Linked DNA regions of Homo sapiens: regions 2 and 3 are each linked to region 1. Evidence: chromatin contacts called from ENCODE Hi-C or POLR2A ChIA-PET data. All regions are on one chromosome and are shown on one strand. The core of a region is the stretch at or near the end of the contact, and the rest is flanking DNA. Distances in the headings are between cores, read along the strand shown.

The links. A loop is a pair of places that touch in the nucleus more often than their neighbours do. ChIA-PET counts read pairs that join two places held with the same protein, here RNA polymerase II (POLR2A). Pooled maps may share reads with other maps.
Region 2: POLR2A ChIA-PET joins it to region 1 with 10 read pairs in HEK293T. The contact joins the promoter of DSC3 here to the promoter of TRAPPC8 in region 1. POLR2A ChIA-PET finds 5 or more read pairs at or near these places in 2 of 52 experiments (HEK293T and WTC11).
Region 3: a loop to region 1 is called in a map with no recorded cell type, with 2.1 times the contacts of the local background. The contact joins the enhancer-like site here to the promoter of TRAPPC8 in region 1. A Hi-C loop is called at or near these places in 2 of 37 single-sample maps with no recorded cell type and 2 of 50 pooled maps. POLR2A ChIA-PET finds 5 or more read pairs at or near these places in 1 of 52 experiments (HEK293T).

The regions. Positions count from the first base shown.
Region 1 is chr18:31,940,654-31,945,357 of GRCh38, reverse strand. TRAPPC8 (trafficking protein particle complex subunit 8) reads left to right here and starts at 2,230. Exons shown (of 29, transcript NM_014939.5): 1 at 2,230-2,750. The coding sequence starts at 2,594. RefSeq lists enhancers at 2,246-2,455, 2,557-3,335 and a silencer at 2,506-2,625.
Region 2 is chr18:31,040,511-31,045,214 of GRCh38, reverse strand. It overlaps DSC3 (desmocollin 3), which reads left to right and starts at 2,473. Exons shown (of 16, transcript NM_001941.5): 1 at 2,473-2,623. The coding sequence starts at 2,555. LOC124904345 (a long non-coding RNA gene) reads right to left here and starts at 3,682. Exons shown (of 2, transcript XR_007066445.1): 1 at 3,381-3,682; 2 at 1-2,773.
Region 3 is chr18:31,231,404-31,236,107 of GRCh38, reverse strand. The region is part of intron 1 of LOC105372049 (a long non-coding RNA gene); the gene reads right to left. Among named protein-coding and RNA genes, the nearest start is that of DSC1, 71 kb to the right of the region's middle. Within about 2 kb of position 2,372, at least 2 of the 41 ENCODE cell types and tissues checked have a DNase peak (open chromatin) inside an H3K27ac peak, as active enhancers do.

The DNA of each region.
Region 1 (4,704 bases), core at 981-3,480:
CTACACAGACAGAAAGTAGATTAGTGATTGCCAGGAGTTGGAGGGCATGGCAGGGTGCAGAATGATAAAAGCCTGTACAAGCCTTCTTTTTGGGATGAACATGTTCTGGAATTAGATAGTAGTAATGGTTGCACAACTTTTGGAATAAACTGAAAACCAATGAATTGTACACTCATCTGAAGGGGTAAATATTATGGCATGTGAATTATATCTCAGAAAAATCTATTTTGGCTAAATTACCATTGAAAGTCCTTTTCAAAGAGTCTAATTCAGCTGTTTTTACTTTCAGCATAAAAATAAATGGCCTTTGAAACTTTTTAGAGTACTAGATAAATAGTATGTTTGCATTTGGGAGTCCTGTTATAAAAAATGTATCTTATAACTTGAGTCACACTAAATTATGTGAGATTCTCACATTATAAAGGGTAAGGAAGTGAATCAGAAGCATTGAAAAGGGATTGTGTGTAACATGTTATCTCTTGCAAAAGGAAATTAAATTTTGGGACCCCAAACTGATTTAGCCAAAGGGAAAAGTCACGCTGGGACTGGTCACGCAAATCTGCCTCCCCCTTTTGGTTCCTAAATAAGATTGCTGCAAGATGAAAAGCTACATCTCTCCCCCGTATTTTGCCCACAAGGAAATTCTTAGTGTGCTGTTAAAACTTCATGGCAATGCAAATTGATAGCTTATCTTTACAGGTGGCCACCCCAGCCCGCCAGACACAAATGCCTATCTGATTGTTCCCCTACCCCATTTTGTCTGTTATCTTATGAAAAATGCAGACTCCCACATTCTTCCTCTGCCCATTTTATGTCATCTTATGTAAAAAATGCAGATTCACTGAGCCAGAGAAAGGCAAGAATTACTATTTTCTCCTACCGCCCCCTTACATGAAAACGGTGTGCTTCTCAATATCCCGCCCTTTCCCCTTTAAATTTGGAGCACTCAAAATCATCTTCGAAGAAAGGCATAGACCTGTTTCCTGGGCTCGTACTTAACTTCGGCAAATAAATCTCCTAAAGTGATGGACTCTCTTATAAATTAATCTGTAGCCAAGGCATGTCATCAATATGTCCTACTGTGCCTTCCTACCTCCCATTTATCAACTTACATGAGAAGCACACATCTTACTTGTCATAAATTATTACCTTAGTGAAAACCTGAGGGTGTCAAGAAGTCGAAAAATTTGAGACATTGACGTTGGGGAAGACACCTTTAATTAGAGCACCATAAAATCATGATAGAATGATACATTTTTCCTTGCCTTATATTTTTGGCATGCAAAACAGAAGGAGCTCAAACAATTGAGTGACACATTAGTAAAATTCCTTTCATTCATTTCTACTTACAAGGCACACACCATTGACCTCACCCCGTCCCCCCCTTTAAAACAATATTTGACCCGCGCCCCCCCCCCTTTAAAGCAATCTTTGAAAAGTTAGGAATGAAAGCCGGTTCAGGACAGTACACAGTACACAAATACTGGCTTCCCCTACCTCCACCACAAGCAAGTAAACATCCTAGCACAGTGTAAAAAGGAAGAGGCTGAGGACGAACCACGCGGACATTTGCAGGCACACCCCTTCCCTGCGACCAACAAAAATGCAGTAGCGCAATTACACTTGAAGGAATTGCAGCACTCACAAAAGCACACATTCTGTTCAATGGTTGAGTCCACATAAAGTGACAGTCCGTTTCTAAAAGCATGGCTGTATTTAAAGGACACATGGTCTGTTCAGGTCCGCTTCAGCGAAACCCCAAGCACTTCCGAGAGATCCACTCCCTCTCTCCGAGCAGGTGCCACTAGCTGCTCCGCCGGCGAGCGTAGGAAGCAGCGCGACCAACCAAATCGGTTGCCCACAACAGCCAGGGACGTCAAAAAGGCCAAACTGCGTGGGAAGCGAGCGTGCGCCTCCATCACCACGACAGCACCCGTCTCGAGGCTCCACCTGCCGCTAGTAGGTGGCTCTCAGCTCTGCTCTGCTAAGGGCGAGCTTGAGAACCCGGCCTACAGTTGTGCACCTCCCCCCGCCCCCGCCCCCGCCCCCGCCCCCGCCCACCGCACTTGTAGCCCCGCCCCGCCCAGGGAGCTTCCGTCACAACACTTCCGGCTCCAGCCTCCCAACCGGCCTCCGTCGTTTTTCACTTCCCTCTCCTCAGCTCTCTTCCCTTGCCCCTACCGTCTCCTTTAACACAGTCACGTGAGGGACGCGCGCGGGGGCAGCTGGGAGTAGTACTGCCGGTTGGTCAGGGTTCGGCCTCAACATGGCGGTTCCGGCCGGGCAGTGACCAAGGTTTTGCCGTCCGAAGGACTAAGTGGTGACTGTCGGCGTCTCCACCTATCGGGGTGGAATGCGAGCACGCGGGGACGAGCGCTGAGAAGCGGCGGTGACGGGAAGGGGGGGGTCAGTGGATTGTGCCCCAGAAACCGAAGCGGCGGCGTCTGTTCCTTCTTGTTTCTAGGCTCCAGTGCGTTCGGGGCCCCGCCCGGCCGGGCCAGGCCGGCGGGCGGCGGCGGTAGCTGCTGCAGCCGCAGGATAACCTCGCAGGGTGGGCCGGAGGGCGGGCGCCGCCGCTGCCTGTGCTGCGGCGATGGCCCAGTGTGTACAATCAGTGCAGGAGCTAATCCCGGACTCCTTCGTCCCCTGTGTCGCTGCGCTGTGCAGCGACGAAGCCGAGCGGCTCACTCGTCTCAATCACCTCAGCTTCGCGGAGCTGCTTAAGCCCTTCTCCCGCCTCACTTCCGAGGGTATGTGGTATCCTCCCTTTTCCAGTGGGCTCCCGCAAAGCCGTGGTCGGGAGAAGGAAGTTGCGGGCGGGCAGGGAAGAGAAGGGCAGTGTTTACGTCCTGGAGCCGGTACCGTGGCGTCTGGGGCTGTGGCCCCGCGGTGCTCCGGGGGCGGCTGGAGGAGGGACCGTGAGGTTGTCAAGACAGCGCAGTCCTAAGCTCCAGTTTCTCTGGGCACTTCCTTTCTTCCTCGGACAACCTAGGTCGTTAAGTAATTGGTGCAAAGATAAACGTGAGTCTTCGAGAACGGCATTGAGACTGTTCTCCACGGCCATAGCGAAGGAATTAGGCACTTGCAAAGCAGCTAAGGTAGGAAAATGCTGCCTCTTAGACCGACAGGGTCTGAGTAAGGAAGACCTGTCATCCTCCCTTGGATGTTAAACTGGACTTTGAAAGTAGTTGTGGATGTTATTACATTCTTGTAGCGTTGAGGGTCATCTCTGTCTGAACTACCGTGTAGCTGTTTTACTAATATATTCTTAGCTATACGGTATTTTGCTTAACCTCTCAAGAAAATTAAAAGTATTATAAGAAGAATAAAACTTGAAGCAGCTTTTTGCCCTAAGGAAGAGGAAGCAAGCCCAAGTTGTGGTTAATTTAACCTGGATATTTGGAGTTATCTATAGTTATAGGGATGGAAATGTCTTCTCTTGTTAATGAATGTCTTGTTAAGAAGCTACCCGTTTTCTCCAGTTTTGGATTTTTTTATTAGGAGAAAATAATGTGGTAAAGCTTCAAGCATGTTTTAGCCAATATCTTGCAAACAACAAAGTCCAAGTAAAGTTTTTTTTGTTAAGGTCGGTAAGAACTGAAGGGTTTCATAATAAGCCTGTGTCAGGCAAACGACTGTGATGTTTGTTAGCTTAATATGACTTATCCACAAAAAAAATCAGTGCTGTACCATTTTTGCGCTACCATGTTTTTTGGGAGAATAGTTCCATTATAAATTAGCTTTTGTTTTTAGCGGAGAGAGGGAGCTGTCCAAAAAAACAAAGTTTGGAAACTTTTGGATTTTCTTTAGCCTGTATCGTAGCCATCAGTCTCAGTTCCTTCAGTGTTGGACTTAAGAGCAACAAAATGCCCTACGTTTTTTATTTTTTTGTTATTTATTTATTTATTTATTTTGAGATGGAGTTTCGCTCTTGTTGCCCAGACTGGAGTGCAGTGGCGCGATCTCAGCCCACCGCCACCTCCGCCTCCCAGGTTCAAGCGATTCTCCTGCCTCAGCCTTCTGAGTAACTGAGATTACAGGCATGCGCCACCATACTCGGATAATTTTTGTATTTTTAGTAGAGACAGGGTTTCTCCATGTTGGTCAGGTTGGTCTCGAACTCCCGACCTCAGGTGATCTGCCCGCCTCGGCCTCGCAAAGTGCGGGGATTATGGGCGTGAGCCACCGCGCCCGGCCTTGAATTCCTAAAAAAACACAAACACTTGAGCTAGTTTTACTTTTATATGTGTACTCTTTCCTTCTTTCTTAATAAATAATAATAATGCTAATACCTGATACTTGCTTTGTGTAACTTTTCTTTTTTAGTCCTCATTGAATCCTGTTATTGCAATTTTAAATTTGAGGACCTTGAAGCATAGAAGTGTTAATTTGTTCACAGTTTTGCGTCTGGGAAAGATTTGAAACAGGCAGTGTGACTCAAGACATTGTGTTCTTAATCATCTTATCTCCTGACAGTATTTAGAATTATGTATTTACACCATAGAGCAGTGCTGTCTAATTGAAATATAATGTGAGTCACAGGTATAATTAAAAAATTTTCGGCCGGGCGCGGTGGCTCACGCTTGTAATCCCAGCTCTTTGGGAGGCCGAGGCGGGTGGATCACGAGGTCAGGAGTTCGAGACCATCCTGGCCAACATGGTGAAACCCCGTTTCTACTAAAAATACAAAAATTAGCTGGGCGT
Region 2 (4,704 bases), core at 1,224-3,723, 900 kb after region 1:
GCATTGCTTTTTATTAGGACTTAGATTAATATACTCATGGTGGACAAACAGGAAATTCCAAAATCATTACTAATACTACATTCAGTTATTAATGTTCGTATTGCACCTAGAATTTTGCAATACAAGTTAAAAATATCCATAATATGTTTTCTTCGAGTTTTTCTAAAGCAGATTCCTACAACTTTTATTTTGCGGAAGCTAAAAATGGAAGCTCACAGCAATTGTCATATTAGTCAGTAGGCTTAACAATAAATATCCTCTATTACACAGCACAGTCAAAATAATCAGGGGATAGCAATTTTAGAGTTTTAGTCTTTCAAAGGACAGTCCTAACCAGGCCAGACTCTCATAAATCTGAAGATAGAGTTGAAATCATAGAAAAACTAAGAATAGTTAGAATAAAGACAAACACTTCAAAGTCTTTCATTCCCTAGGTATTAAAGAAAGCCATATTACAGCACAAATGGGTTCATATGTGCAAACTCACCAAAAGTGACAATTTTGTAACAGTAGTTACTAACCCTTTTCACACATTGAATGGATGGTTCTCCATTTCTGTCAGGATGAAATTAAATTCCTCAGCATGGTTTGTCATGAACCATCTTTCTAACCGAATTCCCAGCCATTGCATGTAACCATTCTGAACCAACCCCTTTCTGCTTTCTTACCCTGGGGCACTCTCACAAGGCTCTCCAGAGCTTCTCATGTCCTGTTGATGTTGTGTTATCTTGAAGCATTCTCCTACCCTTTCCCTTTTCTTTGCTGGGCTTATCGCAACATTTTGCTTCTTCAAAGCTTTCTTCAGCTAAGTTAGATCCTCTCCTCTAAAATGCCTTAACACCTCAACCCTTCACTCTAACAGTGAATTCAAAGTGGTGAGGGAGGGAGATTGGTGCTAGCCATCTCCTTTACTCATCTAAGTTCAAGAAAACCATTCTACTTGAGTTTCTGAGGGCTGGGGGGCTGGAAGTGACTTTGAGAAGCTTTCTCTGAGGTCATGCTGGAGGCACGTGGAGGATGGGAGGTGAAAACCCTGGAGTGGAGAGAAGTTTGGAGAACTTTCTCTGAGACTGGAAGAGCTCTTACATACAGAGACCTCCACTGACGGGTGCCTGGGAGATTCACACTGGGAAGCTCAACTTAGAGTGTCTGAGCCCTTAAAGCTGAGCCTCATGAGTTTCAGGGAAGCCCCAGACTTCAGGGAATACATGGCTTAGACGACGAGGAGTCTATTAGACTTGAGCCAGAGTGAGATGAATGAAGGTCATAACACCCTTTCATGATTAATTGGCTGTCTGAAATTCCCGACCTTGCAACTTTTGAATGGACTTCGAGGAGTAGCATCTCATGTCTGAGAGGGATTTCCTCCTGAATCCAGTAGATGGGAACTCGGGGAACTTAAAATTCAGTTTAGGGAGAAATAAGAGGATGTCCCCCTGGTGTTACAAACGACATCTCTATTAAAAAGTGTAGCCTACTGGGCTAGGAATGATTGTCTTTCGTCCCTTTCTGACTTTGAATTATTTCCGACAGGAACTAGATTTTCTGCATTTCCTTTCTTCCATGCCCTCACACAAAGCTTGGCCGACTTCGGGCCCTGATAAATAGTCGTTGCATGATGTAGAATCTGTAAGCCTCGTTTTAGAAGGTTTTGTGTGGTAGATATTCCTTTGACCACCTGAAAAATTTCATTTTGGTACCAGTAAGTAGTAAACCAATAATTCACATCTAAGAACAAAGTCGTTTTTAGAAGGTTCATATGAGTCCCCCAAACTGACAGTTAATAGAGCGCTGAGTGTAATCACTCATATTTTGGGTGCGTAAAAATGGTTAGATTAGAATTTCTTAAATTTGGTTTTAATTTCTGACATGCCAAAAACTGTTTATCATGCCATCTGGGATAAATTCCTTCTGTCGTGTATTTTGTCATGTTAGTCAAATCCGGAGAGAATACAGTACATGTATTTTGCTTTAATCTGAAAACATTGGCAGAATTTGTTCAGACGTCGAAGGGGAGATCCGCTGATCCAATGACAAGGGTGTTCCTGGCATCCAGCAGAGCCCGTGTCGAGGCAGGGATCCCTGCGGGCGGATTGGGGTTCTGCATTGAGATGCACCGCGCAGCGCCGGCGATGGGGCCGCCCTGGGACGATCTGGGCTGCCAGGGCCTCTCTGCGGGCCGGGCGGGGCGGCAGCGCCGCGGGGCAGCCGAGGGGCGTGGGAGAACTGGCAGAGGGTGCGCCAGAGACCGCTTTCCCGAGCGCGAACGCCCGGGTGGCTGCTGGGGAGCAGAGGGGCAGGCTCGGGCAGCTCCTCAGCCGCGCCGGCGATGATAAAACTTGAGAAATAACAAGGAGTGGCCTCTCCGCGTCCTCTGGGTCCAATCCGGTTTCAGAAGTGAAGTTGCTCCCGGGCAGGCAAGCCTGAGAGAGGCCAAATACACTTAAAAACAAGCAGCGGCGAGAAAAGCACCTCCCGCGCCCTGCACCTCGGCAGGTCTCGCTCTCGGCACCCTCCCGGCGCCCGCGTTCTCCTGGCCCTGCCCGGCATCCCGATGGCCGCCGCTGGGCCCCGGCGCTCCGTGCGCGGAGCCGTCTGCCTGCATCTGCTGCTGACCCTCGTGGTAAGCCAGATCTCGCCGGATAGGGCTGGGGTGGGGACGGGGGTGGATCCGCCCTGGACGCTGCACGGAGCTGGGGACAAAGCGGGCCGAAACGTGACAACCGCGGCTCAGATCAATGCTGCGGGTCTGGTAGCAGCCCCAAGTTCGGGCCTGCAGGAGTGAGGAGAGAAAACGTGTGTTTGCGGGTCGACTCTGGACTGAGCTTTTTGTTTTGAGACAAGGTGTTCGATTGTTGGAATTCTGAGTCGCGCTCAGGCTTCGCTGCGCTCTGGCGGGCGCCGTCGCGGGTTGGGCAGGGGGTTGGGATTCACGCTTCTCCCCAGGTGGTGGAGCTGGTGGTGATGGTGGTTGGAGGGCGCCTTTGGGTGGAGAGGATCCCTGAGAGCTCAAAGCACAGACTTGAAAAGGGATTTAGGGGCTGCCCCCTCCCCAGCTCTGGGTCGCAGTTGACCCGGATTGGTTCGTTAGTGAGTGGAGCCGGGGCTGTGTCCCTGGGTCCCTTGGTGGGGCTGCCCCTGAGAAGTGGGTTTCTCGGTATCTCCCCTAAAGGGTATTCAGAAGCTCACCCAAGCGGTCCACCCCCGCCAGCCACCCAGCTGGGGGCGGGATGTGCCGGGGGCGCGAAAGTGTGGGAAGACCGGGCCAGAATGGGGGTTGGGGTCGTGTTGTGTTTTGGGGATGCTGCCGAGGTGTGGAGGCGGGTAGAGGGTGACAGTGGTGGGGGATGATGGATGCGGTGGGGTTGCGTCGTACTTACTCCGGCTCCGGGGAGGACTGCGCGGCCGGAGCACAGCCTGGGGTTTCGAGTCTACGGAAACCTGCCGCCCAGGACGAAATCCTCTAGGAGAGGAAGTTAGAGACGATGCTCTGAGAACACGGGAGACTTGAAGTGTTCGGAACTCTGGCGGCGCGGTTACACGCGAAGCTTCAGGCTTCAACAGAGTTTCATTCCGCACGCCCAGAAAGGAGCCGCGGACCCGCGACTTACCCGCATCCATGGATGCGCATGGGGTCCGATGGGAGCGAGGTCTATACCCGCGTCGGCAGTGAGCCGAGTCTGGTCTCGCGGATTCTTACTGCTTCCTGGCCCTCCACCCTGGCAAGTGGGAGTGGGTCCAAGGGTTGTCCTCCCTTAAGGTCAGCGAGGTATGAATATGGGATTGGTAGTTATGATCTACGATATGTTTATGGAGAAGGAATTGGACAAATAAGCGCATCCATTTGCCCGGGAACTGTTCCAACAAAGTATCTGAGCTTATGAAGTGACTACAAATGGAAACGGCTTAGAGAATGTGTTCTTTTGTAATATATTTAAAAGCATTTTCAGCTTTTCAGTTTACAAGCATGCATTTGGGGTTTTGTGTTTCCTTTGCGAAGGGATTGAGGATGGGGAACGAAACTACGGGTGCTGCTCTCAGAATTTCTCGCATTCGCTCGAGGCTCCCAGAGGCCATGGAAGACCAGGAGCTTTCCCGGCAAGGCATGGGTGGGGGTGTCGAGCTGTGGCAAGGAAGAAGGTGCGCGTAAATCTAAACGGAGGAAGCTTCAGCTTTGATCTAGCACATACTCGTTTAAGATTTTTTTTTTTTAAAATAATTCCGTTGAGTTTAGGTTAAATGCTGTATCTGGAGACTTAAATACCGGAAAGTGCACAGAAAATGACTATTTCATCTGCAATTGTCAGTTTACAAACACTTGCAATTTCGGACCGGATGGGTAAATTAACACTTCTCTTGACCATCTCATGTATGTATTTCCTTCCTTTTGACTCATACGACTCTCAACTTTTCAATATAATATTAATGACACGGCATTTTAGAAACATTTTTCATTTTATAGAGACTTTAATGGATATCTTTAAACCATTACTTATCTTTAAAACATTGTTTGTTCTAAGGAGACAGCTTTTCAAAGCAAGTCTTTAACAAGAATCTGAGACTTGTTAAATTTTAGTCTTCCCAGTAAGCAGCCCAACAGGTTGAGGGAATTTTCCCATTCTGCATTTTTCCTGTATCTCCTTCCCACCGTGTGCCCCACCACACTCTGAAGTGTAAATACAGTTTCTAATAATCACACGCACA
Region 3 (4,704 bases), core at 1,123-3,622, 710 kb after region 1:
ATTTTTGCTGTCTCTCTAATTGTCAAGTATGCTATTCATGCTGTTTCATTGCTTAGGCACCCAAGTAATGATGATTTTCCTGCCATGTACGCCAACACATCACTATTTCCACCACTGGAAGTAAGAAGGTGGTGAACACAAAAGTCATTACTAGATGACATCGGTGCACAACATTATGGCAGATTTTACATCCTAAATCAAGTTTATTTACGCCAGCACTATATTAGTTTATGTTCTCTCACCACAGATTGGTAAACAAAAATGAAAAAATGTTGACTGGTATTTTCAAGGGAGTAGGGTAGAGTGTGTATGTGTAATGTATGTGTGTCTGAATAGATATTTCATGCTCCTTAAAAATAATGTGACTATTCTGAGTTAAATCATTATCAAATATTATCACATTCTATTTTTCTTACAAACAAAGGTATATTAGATGGCAAAGTAGTTTTTTATCATTCATCAACTATTGAATACTCTTTTCAGGAAAAAACATACATAATTTTAGCTATTCATTAACTCCCTCCCCAAGAGTTCTCTTGCTAAAGATGGTTGAAGTGCTATAACTACAAAACGACTTCAGGATATAGAATAATATGGAGGAACAAAAAGACTGATCATTCAAAATGATTTTTTAAAATCCTGAGGAACACACAAACCAACAAATAATGAACTTCATAGACACTGAAAAAGATGTGATCAAAATGAGGTTTTCTGAGGTAAGCACAGTGGGAAACACTGGAGGTGGAACAAATTATTAGGTCATTAAACTTCTTTCAGAGAAGGGCTATTCCTTTTTTTATTTTGATGACAGCGAGATGAAGCACATATTTTTGCAGTAGTTTCAGAAGTTTGATAGACACAAGTGTTTGAGTGCAGTTCTCAAATGTATTCACTATCAATAACACATGATGCTGAAATTAATAAAGGACAGATAGAAGTGCCCAATGTAAATTCTAAGGTATGTTAATTAGTATAAGAAAATATTTTTAAAAAGGAACAGATACTTGTACTTTGTTCTGTCATGTAGATATTTTCATAGTTTGACCAATCTACTTAAATCATCTGGATTTACCTAATGAGTTTGCTCACACTTATGTTCCTAACAATGTAGGCTCCCTGAAGCAGGGATTAAAGTGTCTGGTACACATTTTAGGCCCTTAATAATGTTGAATGTGCTAGTAAATGGATGAGTTACCAATTGCACAAGTAAAAACAGTTATGCTTGTGGAAGCAATGAACAAATAAAGAGCAAACTAGAATTACGAATGCTGCATATTATATTTTCATTGTGTTATTGACCACAATTTAGTTCATCTAGAAACAATTTTAAAATCAAGCAGAGATTTTAGCTTTCATTCATATTCTTCTTGTATTGCTATTGAGAATATTTATTTTCTCCCTAATAATCATTCCTAATTTTTTTTAACAAATTACCTTCTTTAAAGTATATTGAGATAGAAGTGTTCATTCTGGATATTTTAAAACAAGAGGTGCTTAGTAAGGACCAAGAAAATGACAAAAATTCTTTTGCAAATATTTATGTGAACTAGAAGATACTCATACTTAGGGAATTTAATGCCTAAACTTTTGTCCAAAGCTTTCTTTTAAATTGTTTTAATGACTGTTGAATATTTGGTAATAAGATGAAAATACTGAAAACCAAAAAAGTGTTAGTTCTAACCCAATTTACCTTTCTATCTATAATAAGCCCATATTTACAAATTGTACTGTATGACTTTGGTCAAAAGCAACTCATCCTTCCTTTAAAAAATCCATATGGAACTGGAGAGCAATTTAAAACAAAGCCAAATGAGATTTGTCATGTTGATAGTCAGTCCCACTGGCTCAGTCCCTGCTCTCTTGTTCACCTTTTCCTTCACTTCTGGGACTGTCATTCAAGCTTGTGGTGTCAACTTTCACTTCTGTGCCAAAGATTCACAAAAACATTTTCTATCATGCCCTCTTATCTTGCTACTATTCTTGTGTTTGCACCTTTCTGTTGGTGGTGATATTGTCACCCCAGCACACTCTGTCCCAATACAAGGTCAACCACACTCAGAAGAGAAAACTGCACTCGCACCTCCTAACTCCTCTGGTCACAGACAGCACCTAGCACGTTCAGGTGGGCTGGCCGCAGACAGCCATCTCAGTGACTTCACAGCTCTTCCAGCTGTGCATGCATGAAACTTGAAATCATCTTGATCTCTTCTTTCTTCTCTGCTGTGTTTCCAAGCCTTGCCAAGTGCTCCCCTTATGTGAAGCTTTTCCTCTTTATTCCCATGCCAAATTCCAACCTCCAATCTCCATGACTTCCCTCTGTTATTTCACAGGTTACTTATTACCACAGTCCTTGTCCAATCTGGCCCATGCTGGAAAATGTTGTTGGACTTGCCCTGAAAAAAATCTGCTCATTATGTCATTTTTTTTGCCATATTCAGAATAAGCAGTAAGTATAACCTACATGGGGCACAAAGTAGCCCTGAAAAATATAGCAGTGTTTTCTGGTAATTGCAGTCTCAAGTTTATATTCTCTCTGAAAGTAGATAGAATATTATTAAGGGGAAGATTATTAAGGAGAAAAAAGATGTTCTCATAGCAATACATGAAGAATATGAATAAGTGCTGAAATCTCTGCTTGATTTTAAAATTGTTTCTAGATGAACTAAATCATGGCCAATAACAAAATGAAAATAAAACATGCAGCATTTGTAATTCTAGTTTGCTGTTTACTTGTTCGTTGCTTCCACAAATTAAACTGCTTTTATTGGTGTAATCCATAACTCATTCATTTACTTGGTGTGTGTGTGTGTGTGCGTGTGTGTGTGTGTGTGTGTGTGTGACAGAGTCTTACTATGTTACCCATGATGGAGTGCAGTGGCGTAATCACAGCTCACTGCAACCTTGAACTCTCAGGCTCAGATGATCTTCGCATTCAGCGGGGACTACAGGCATGCACCACCACACCTGGCTAATTTTTTTTTTTGGTACTTTTTGTAGACATGAGGTTTTGCCATGTTGCCCAGGCTGGTTTGGAACTCCTGGGCTCAAATGATCCACCTGTCTCAGCTTCCCAAAGTGCTGGGATTATAGGCGTGAGCCACTGGGTGCAGGGTCTGTACACACTGACTTCCATTAAGACAACTCTTCCTGTCAGAGACCCAGGCCTGACTGCTCTCTACAAGGACAGTGACAGAGCATCTACACAGGAAGGGCTAGAATAGCAATCTGATAGGGAAACAGACCTAGGGGATGTGGATTACAGCAAGGATATTACTTCCACTTAAAAGCATATATATTTTGAGGTGGCTTGAAACTACTTTACATGATAAGCAGATGTTTTATTCATGTTGAATTTTTATTAACCTATCTGCTATAAATTCTACCCCTCTCTATGAAAAAAAAAACCTATAAGGCTGCTATCCTCCATCTAGTAGCTAATTTTTATTTGTTTCCCTGGATGTTGCAAATTTTAAGAGTTTTCTTACTGAAGCATTCAGAGTAAGCACAGGGGTGATATAAAAAATATTTAGCAACCCATTTGACACAGGCACTGAGCAATAAGATGGCCATCAGCTGGAGAAGACTGGGTTGGCTGGCTCGTGCATCCTGGCTACACATCATCTGGGGCATATGTGATCCTCGTGCACTGTACACAGGCTCAGGAGACCTCTGCTACCCAACCATCCAGTGCCATGGTGTGTGGGGAGCATCTCTGCTTAGGATACAGATTTCTCAGGTCTGGGACCCAGAAACTCTCGAGTTGTGGCTCAGTGGTGTATTTTAATAAATTCTCCAGATGATTTTGATGCAAGCCAAAGACAGAGACCTAATCTATGTGGATTGTTCCCACTACCCGCTTCCTTGCCCTCATAACCTGGCATAAAAGATAGGGGCTAGAGAGCAGGCAGTTTGCAGACGACCTTTGTTCTCTCTTTTAATCTCCAATGTGTTTTCTTTTGTTCTAGTAGGAATAAAGATTAAATTGGCTAACAGAATATTGTGGAAATAACAGTGAAATAGAAAGACTATGATTGGTGCTAATAATACGGCCTTAACACCCATTGTTAAACACCCAATTATACGTTTTTATTCCATATGGTAATAGTTTAATATACAAGCTTAGGTTCACAGGCTAATATTCTAGGTTGCAGTTTTTAAATTTATTGCATGAATATAATGGAAAAGAATTTTTTTTTAGTTACATTTTTTGACAATTTGATTATTTGCAAGAGAGAATTTTAACATACAGGGATACGGTATATGAAAAGAACAGGTTTCAGTCAGGCTCAATTTTCAGATAGAAATCAAAAATTAAAATAAAAAATATTAGATGAAAATCTTGAAAAGGTATATTGCATTCTCTTAATATAATTTCTCCTTTTGTTAATAATTCAGGATCAACATTATGAATAGTCATTGTTTTATTTATATGCAGTGTGCTTAACTCTCTTTCCTATTTGGCTGTTTCTAATCATCACTGGATTTGAAAGTGATTTAATAAAACACTTAAAAGTGTGAAAACTGAAAGTAAACAGTTTCTGAAGGAAGATATAAAATTCGAAGCATGAATTGCATGAGCTTTAACTTCATTGATCTCATGACAGTGACTTAACAGGTCAGATACCTTTTACTTCATTATTGATCTTTTTGCCAACTCTTGTTAAGTGAAGTTTTTTTGTTTGCTTTGTTTTGTTTTGTTTTGAG